Linked DNA regions of Homo sapiens: region 1 is linked to region 2. The links are chromatin contacts, found by Hi-C in ENCODE. All regions are on one chromosome and are shown on one strand. Each heading gives the region's core, a stretch centred on a gene start or an enhancer-like site at or near the end of the contact. The rest is flanking DNA. Distances are from core to core; before and after follow the strand shown.

Evidence for each region. Hi-C counts contacts between places; a loop is a spot of excess contacts on that map. Pooled maps may share reads with other maps.
Region 1: a loop to region 2 is called in a pooled map, with 4 times the contacts of the local background. The contact joins two enhancer-like sites. A Hi-C loop is called at or near these places in 6 of 37 single-sample maps with no recorded cell type and 4 of 50 pooled maps.

Annotation. Positions count from the first base shown.
Region 1 is chr2:62,311,472-62,315,997 of GRCh38, forward strand. No RefSeq gene overlaps it. Among named protein-coding and RNA genes, the nearest start is that of MIR5192, 110 kb to the left of the region's middle. RefSeq lists enhancers at 2,233-2,282, 2,343-2,442. Within about 2 kb of position 2,565, at least 5 of the 41 ENCODE cell types and tissues checked have a DNase peak (open chromatin) inside an H3K27ac peak, as active enhancers do.
Region 2 is chr2:61,706,218-61,710,511 of GRCh38, forward strand. No RefSeq gene overlaps it. Among named protein-coding and RNA genes, the nearest start is that of FAM161A, 150 kb to the right of the region's middle. Within about 2 kb of position 2,039, at least 8 of the 41 ENCODE cell types and tissues checked have a DNase peak (open chromatin) inside an H3K27ac peak, as active enhancers do.

The sequences.
Region 1 (4,526 bases), core at 1,315-3,814, 610 kb after region 2:
AAACCCCGTCTCTACTTAAAAAAAAAAAAAAAATTAGCCGGGCGTGGTGGCGGGCGTCTGTAGTCCCAGCTACTTGGGAGGCTGAGGCAGCACAATGGCGTGAACCCGAGAGGCGGAGCTTGCAGTGAGCGGAGACCGCACCACTGCACTCCAGACTGGGAGACAGAGCGAGACTCCGTCTCAAAAAAAAAAAAAAAAGTAATTAATTGATATGTTTTAAAGGTATATGTCAACATAATGTTTTATTAAGATTATGAGTGAAATTTTTTCTTCTATGAAGAATCAATGTGAAGTTATGGTTAAAATATCAATCGCTATATCATATTAGGAGATAAAAGAGGAACTATTCAATAACTGAAGCTAGGAAAACATCCATATGGAGAAAAATGAAACTGGGCAATGTCAAAGCATGTCTTCATTGTTTATCTTGGTAGAAAAGATAGAGGACTGTCTTTCTTGGACTAAAGAAGGGAAGAGGCCAGGCACGGTGGCTCACACCTGTAATTCTAACATTCTTGGAGGCCAAGGTAGAGGGATCACTTGAGGCCAGGATTTTGAGACTAGTCTGGGCAACAAAGCAGACCCTGTCTCTATAAAAAAATGTTTTAAATTGTCTGGGTGTGGTGGCATGTGCCTGTAGTCCCAGCTACTCAGGAGACTGAGGTAGGAGGATTGCTTGAGCCCAGGAGTTCCAGGCTGCAGTGAGCTACGATTGAGCCACTGCACTGAAGCCTGAGTAAGAGAACAAGACCTGTCGCTAAAAAATATTTAAAAAGAGGGGAAGAATTCTTAAATTAGGTACAAAAAAGTACCAACCAAAAAGAGAACAGATTGATACATTTTATTATTATTATTGACTATTATTGACTATATTAACTATATTATAAAATTGAATATTCACATTCTCTATGACCCAATGTGTGCATCAAGATATATCTATTAGAATACCCTTAGGAGCTCTGTAGATATCAGCAAAAACAAACAAAATCAAACCAGAAACATCCCAAATGTCCACTGACAGGTAAATGAATAAGCAAATTGAAATATTCACACTGTAGAATATTACACAATTAAAGCAATGAACTATAACTACATGCTACACTGTTCTTACAATATAATTATATATAGACTACCTATAACATAATACCTTTCTATCAAGTGTTCTTCATTTATTTATTTTTTGAGACAGGGTCTAACTCTGTCACCCAGGCTGGAGTGAAGTGGTACAACCTCGGCTCACTGCAACCTCCACTTCCCAGGCTCAAGTGATCCTCCCGCCTCAGCCTTCTGAGCAGCTGGGACAGCAGGCACATGCCACCATGCCCAGCTAATTTTTGTATTTTTTTGTAAAGATGGGTTCTTGCCATGTTGCCCAGGCTAGTCTCTAACTCCTGGGCTCAAGCGATCCTCCCACCTTGGCCCCCAAAAGTGCTGGGATTATAGGTGTGAGCCTCTGTGGCTGGCCCTCTAACAAGTTTAAAAACAACTAAAACTAAACATTTATTAAGCATTACGTTAATCAAATATAATTTAACATTAATTAAACATTAATTAAGGATAACACTAATTTAACTATTTTTTAAAGGAAGAAAATTATTAGGACAAAATGGAAGTAAAGGGGTAAAGGGAAGCACACAGGTAAATGTAAGTTATTGTTGATATTTTAGGCCAGGTGCAGTGGCTCATGCCTGTAATCCCAGCATTTGGGAGGCCAAGGCTGGTAGATCACTTGAGCCCAGGAGTTTGAGACCAGCCTGGGCAACACAGGGAGACCTCGTCTCTACAAAAATAATAAAAATTTAAAAAATTAGTTGAGCTTGGTGCACCTGTTACAGGTGCACCTATAGTCCCAGCTATAGCTACTTGAGGTGGGAGGATCACCTGAACCTGAAGAGGTCAAGGTTGCAGTGAGCCGTGATTGTGCCACTCCCCTTGGTACCAGTGAAACCCTGTCTCAAAAAAAAAAAAATTAGATCTTGGGTTGACAGATGTGTTCACAGGTGTTCAGATACATATAATTTTGAAATAAATTAATAAAATAAAAGAAAGCCATGCTAGGAAAAAAGGAAATATCAATGGTCAAGTTGCTAGGCTGTATGCCATGAAGAGCAGTTAGTCAAAGAGAATCACCTTTTCAGATGTGCCCTATCGCCCACCAGCCAGTAGTGGACAGCTCCCTGTCATGGGATAACCTGGCTGTGCTTCTCCTGGAACTTGGGCCTTACCATCTGGGAGTCCCCATTTAGTTGAGAAGCTGCAGAGGGAGTTTATTTCTGTGGCCTTGTAATGGGGCACACCTTCTGTTTGGGGGGGAAGTTCCCTCCTGTTCCAGGGAGATCATGAAGCAGCAGCTGCGTTGGCAAGGGCAGAGAAGATGTCCTAGTGATGGCTATTAAGGGGTCCCTCCCTTGCAGAAAAGGATTAGTGTCCAGCTAGCAGAGAAACACTTGCCAGGTACTTAATAGGTTCTATTTGATGGTAGTAGAAGCTCTCCCCAACACACATGCCCACTCAGCCAGGGAGAAGGTAGCAGGAAGGAAGGAGGCCCCCTGAGTATTGTGACCACAGAGATAGCCTGCCCCTGCAACCACACCCACACACTGAGGTTTCACCAGGGTGTAGGGGAGTGGTGGTTAAAAGACAAGAGAAGAGTCAGATACTATTATCTCCAAGTTTTGCTCCAAAATATGAGCTCTGAAAGTGAACGTGAGGACCCATTTCCATCTGTCCCCTACCCCATTCTACTCCCAGGTATAAGTTGCTTACCAAGATGAATAATGAGGGTTCTTTACAGCTTGTAAAATACTTTTTTAAAACATCATCACATTTGGTCCTCCTTAAAAAAAACCCAGTGGGGGTGGTTATCGTGCTTACCTTTATTTTTTAGATGAAAAAAAAAACTGAGGCTTGGAGAGGATCAGCGACTTGTCTAAGGTGATAGACTTGGAGGCAGAGATGAGAGGAAGGCTTCTGACTCCCTCTTATGCCATGTTCCCAGAGGGAGTGCCCAAAAACATGCTGTCTCAGCAGGAAGCAGCCACTACCCAAAAGCAGAATGGGAGGAAAGGAACAGGGGCCACATTTGGTCCTTACTAGCCAGTGCAGAAATGATGGTACTGGAAGGAGATATTTAGAGAGTGGCCCTTCTGTCACCTGATCCAAAGGCCAGGAATTGAAGGAGCTATGTCCTAGAGCAGCAGAGTTCTGTTAATTTGTTGTCTGTGCCTTCTGTATAATATCACTTTGTGCCCCTGGATATGCTGTTTTCTCCAGTGAGTCTAGGGAAGGAACTCTGAGGGATCATTTCACTGTCACTAAAAAACAAAACAAAACAAAACAAAAAAAAGTTTAAAAGGGATGCTTCAAAGTTTGATGCTCTAGTTGTTTTTAATCAAGCAGGGATTGCTCATTGTAAAAGTAATTTGGGATAATATAATCAAATAAAAAGTAGAAAAAAGAGTCACACCACCCAGGGATAATCACTTGTCCATCACCAACTTATCCCTGGCAGGGAATCTGCAGACAACATAGCACTGTTACCTCCCTTTGAGGCCTCAAATAATTTCTAACAGAAAGAGGCTGTTTTTGCTTAGGATGCAGATGAATAAAGAACAGAACTCCTCAGGCCGGGTGCAGTGGCTCACGCCTGTAATCCCAGCACTTTGGGAGGCCGAGGCAGGTGGATCACAAGGTCAGGAGATCGAGACCATCCCGGCTAACACGGTGAAACCCCGTCTCTACTAAAAATATAAAAAATTAGCTGGGCATGGTGGCGGGCGCCTGTAGTCCAAGCTACTTGGGAGGCTGAGGCAGGAGAATGGCATGAACCCGGGAGGCGGAGCTTGCAGTGAGCTGAGATCGTGCCACTGCACTCCAGCCTGGGTGACAGAGCAAGACTCCACCTCAAAAAAAAAAAAAAAAAAAAAAAAAGAACAGAACTCCCATCCAAACGGTGAGAAAAAGACGTATAATCTACAAATCATACCTTTTCTTGAACTCGTCAGAGAGCTGAGGTCGCAAGGCAATGAAATGAACTGAATTCCAAAGAGTAACTATCCCCCGTGAGAAGAAATAGGGAACAGGGGCTATTTTACCTTTGCCCAGGACTGGCTACATCATTTACAGATTTATAGGACCCAGTGAAAAATATGGGGAACTTCTGAGCACAGGGCACTGTGTGACTGCACAGCTTGGATACCATGAGGGGGGTCCTGTCTTTGGCAGAGAACAGAAGGAAGTGGCCACCACCGGTGTTGGTAAAAAGGAAGGAACTCAAATGTCTTGGATTCCCGAAGACTAAGTATGGATTAGCATTCAGTTTATTTATTAATTTATTTTTGAGACAGAGTCTTGCTCTGTCACCCAGGCTGGAATGCAGTGGTGCAATCTTGGCTCACTGCAACCTCCTCCTCCCAGGTTCTAGTCATTCTCATGCCTCAGCCTCCCAAGTAGCTGGGATTACAGGCCTGCACCACCATGCCTGGCTAATTTTTGTATTTTTAGTAGAAACAGGGTTTCACCATGTT
Region 2 (4,294 bases), core at 789-3,288:
ACTAAACCTGTGCATTTAAGTCAAAAAAAGGAAGGTGGGAAAGAAGAGGTGCTTTAAGTAAAATTCTCAAACCTTTGACCAACCACTACCTCTCTGGGCTTTTACTTATTCATATAAAAAAAGAAACATTTAAATAATTTAATGTCTAGGCTCCTGTTTACTGTAGAATTCTATGATTTTAGGTGACAACAAATAGCTTGCCAGCAAGGAGTCAATCAGGAGTATTGTGATATGTACTTTTTGTTTTTTTTGAGACAGGGTCTCATTCTGCTGCCCAGGATGGAGTGCAGCGGTGCGATCATGGCTCACTGCAGCCTCAACCTCCTGGGCTCAGGTGACGATCCTCCCACCTCAGCATCCTGGGTAGATGGGACTGCAGGTCCCATTTTTAAAATGCCTGGCTAATTTTTAAAATTTTTTGTAGAGACAGGATCTTGCCATGTTGCCCAGGCTAGTCTCGAACTCCTGGGCTCAAGTGATCCTCCCGCCTGGTTCTCTCACAATGTTGGGATTATAGGCCTGAGCCACTGAGTCTGGCCTTTGTCCTATTTCTTAAAAATTATATTTGCTACTACCATGACTACTACTCCAGTGCTTTACCAGCACTTAAATACCTCCAATGTCTGGGACAATTAGGAGTGAGGCAGACAGGGTAAGCATTTCAATCATGTCAGAGGCATCGTTTTCATAACCAGAACAATAACGAATATTTATGATGATTTAACCTAAACAGCAATTAATAAACAGCTCTTGTGTGCCAGGCACTGTGTCAGGTGCTAAGTCTTCATGGGAAATAAATTTATTCTTATATGTCTCGGGAGACAGGTGGAAAGCAATTTGGCAGTAACTACATTAAAACTTTTAAAATATGTAAATATTTTGATCCAGAATTCTTACTCCCAGAAGTTGTCCAAGTTTTTGCTGGACAATTGCAAGTGCCCAAAGATATCTTTCAAAGATGCTTACTTCTGCGTTATTTGTAAGAGTGAAACACTGGAAATGACCTAAACATCCAACATAGAGTGAGACCTATATATACCAATATGAAAAGCTGCCCAACATATACTGCTACATGACAAAAGAAAGTTGTAAGACTGTATCTTTTATTTTGTTGATATATAGATATGAGTATTTGTATACAATATCTGGAGACATATACAATAATTTTTTTTCTTTTTCTTTTTCTTTTTTTTTTTTGAGAAAGGGTCTGGCTTTGTTGCCCAGGCTGGAGTGCAGTGGTACGATCTTAGCTCACTGCAACCTCTTACCTCCTGGGCTCAAGCAATCCTCCCATCTGAGTCTCCTGAGTAGCTGGGATTACAGGTGAATGCTATCATGCCTGGCTAATTTTTGCATTTTTAGTAGAGATGGGGTTTTACCATGTTGCCCAGGCTGGTCTCGAACCCCTGGACTCAAACAATCCCTCTGCCTCAGCCTCTCAAAGTACTGGGATGACAGGTGTGAGCCACCCCGGTGGCCAACAAACTATTAACAAGGGGCAGGATTATGGAGACTTTTCTGTTTTGTTAAATGTTCATTTAAAAGTAATAAACACATTACACAAGAAAAATAACAAACGTAACAACAAAAAGAATAATACAAAATGAAAGGCAAGAAATTAAGTAATACATTTTACAAATATTTTCATGGGGAACTATTGAAAATTTATTGAAAACAACATGTTTTCCAAGAATTTAGAATGGAAAAGTTGTTCCACCTGCAGCTTTCTGATTGAGTAGCTGGATGCTGTGATCTTTCACTCAGTTACCCCCTCTTCATCCTGGTTGATTTCCAGCTTTCAATAAAGCTTTTCACCTGACGCAGGATAATAGCGAGTGCATGTGTGCTGGTTTGTTTACTGTGAGTCTCTCAGAGGAAATCATGTGCATCTGTCTGTTTACTTTTCCGTGGAACCTAGAAGGTCACCTCTAAAAATAATCTTGCTCGGTGTTAGAGTTTCTGTGACACAGAGGTACATACCTCACATGCTCTCCACAGTTAGTGCGCTAAGCCAGGCATATCTAGTTCCCAAATGACTCAGATCAGAGAAGGAGGGGAAGGCAGCTGCCAGCTAAGATGTCTAGTGACTGATTTAAGAGCAGATGCAGAGGAAGCCCTTTACAAAATGGGACACACTCATGGCTGCCTTTCTAGATCAGTGATGTTGAACTTTTAAATATGTTTATTGGCTTTTTGTATTTCTTCTTTGTAAGTTTCCAAAGGAAATATTAGGAGAATTTCTGAACCAGAGCCCATGCTATGGCTATTTGACTTTGCAGTAGACACATTTGGATGCCTTTTCACTACCTCCTTTGGCCCCGAAGCTCTTGTTAAAACAGGTGCGCCTGAGGAACTGCGTTTATGCGTGAAGAACACTCTCCATTTGCCCCTGACGTCTGCCTCACTCTTCCCAGATTGAACCTTTATTATCCCATGCTGGGCTGGGACCTCATTATGGAAGGCCTCGAAAGCCAGCCTGCGGAGGTTGAACAAGGGAGTAGGATGATGAGAGTTCTGCTGTAAGAGATTAACCCAGCATCAGTGTAAGAGACTTGAGAGGGAAGAATGGGTAGAGAAAGAGATCAGTTAGAAGTCTTTTATTGGCTGGGCATGATGGCTCACACCTGTAATCCCAGCACTTTGGGAGGCCAAGGCGGGCGGATCACCTGAGGTCAGGAGTTCAAGACCATCCTGGCCAACATGGTGGAACCCCGTCTCTACTAAAAATACAAAAATTAGCGGGGTGAGGTGGCAGGCGTCTGTGGTTGAGGTGGCGGGCGTCTGTAATCCCAGCTACTTGGGAGGCTGAGGCAGGAGAATCACTTGAACCCAGAAGGCAAAGGTTGCAGTGAGCCAAGATCATGCCATTGCATTCCAGCCTGGGCTGGAGGAAGACTCCGTCTCAAAAAAAAAAAAAAAAAAAAAAAAAGAAGTCTTTTGTCAGCTGCTCTGCCTATGGAGTAGCCATTCTTTTATTCCTTTACTTTCCTAATAAACTTGCCTTCACTTAAAAAAAAAAAAAAAAGAAGCCTGTTGTCCAAGTCAGAAACAATGAAAGCCTGAGCTAAAGCCACGAGCAGGAGAGAAGGGAATAGAAAGAGATAAATTGAAGAAGCAAATCTATGAAATTGTACAGCTGATTGGATCCAGGATACAAAGGAGTTCCGTAGGTCCCAGAAGACTCCTAGATGTGTGCTGGAAATTGTAGTGCTGCTGTGGAGATGTCACACACTGGGCTCTACCTCGTCCTCTTATGCCTCTTCGGGGATCTCATGCCAACAACTGTTTTGTCATCTATCTTCAATTATTTACTGCCATTGATTCCTTCCCATGAGGCCTATTTAAGAATCTCCACATTTTAGAACAAAATAAACCAAACCAAACCATACCAAAACAAACCTTCCCTCTTGAGAGGAAGAATAGACTACTAATGTCCTTATCGTAGAAGTAGGGAGTCAAGAGACACTATCCATGATTAATAGAACGAAGAAGGGAGCTTAAGTAGGTTGCAAAGAGGGCCAGTGGAGAGATTGAGAATGGTGATGCAACCACTTTGGAGGAGAGGGGAACGAGAGGAGTGTAAGTGAACTAAATTCTCATCCAGCATATCAGGAAGTTAATAGAGAATGTCTAAGGCGGATAAATCAAGAAATAGTTAGGCCAGGAGGTGAATTAGTGATCTGGAGGTTACTACAACACAGAAGCAGTTCAAAGTGCTTGCCTCTTCAGGGTGGCTCGGGACTGTTGCTTTTTTGAACCATTTGCGTGTATTTCTTTGATGAAATTTTTAAAGCGTTTTTTCCCTGTTTTTTAACATGTCAAAAAGAGCCTTTATTACTTTAGTAGTAGCCTCTTATGCTTCCTTGCCAGACACTTTTGGAGAAGGTGCTCCCTGGGCCAACACTTTTTGACCCTTCTGAGCTTTCTGAAGAAGTGCTGCCTTCTGGCCTGTGGCTTTCTGGGCAGGAATCTTCCGGGCTGGAGCCTTCTTGCCCGCAGTGATCATCTTTTTTGCTGGGACTTTAGCAGCAGGTGCTTTTCTGGTAGAAGCTTTCAGGAGAGCTGCCTTTCGAAGCTTCCTAAACTCATTTTTTGTTTGTTTGTTTTTTGAGACAGAGTCTCGCTCTTGTCGCCCAGGCTGAAGTGCAATGGCACAATCTCGGCTCACTGCAACCTCTGCCTCCTGGGTTCAAGTGATTCTCCTGCCTCAGTCTCCCAAGTAGCTGGGATTACAGGCACGCGCCACCACGCCCAGCAAATTTTTGTATTTTTAGTAGAGACAGGGTTTCACCAT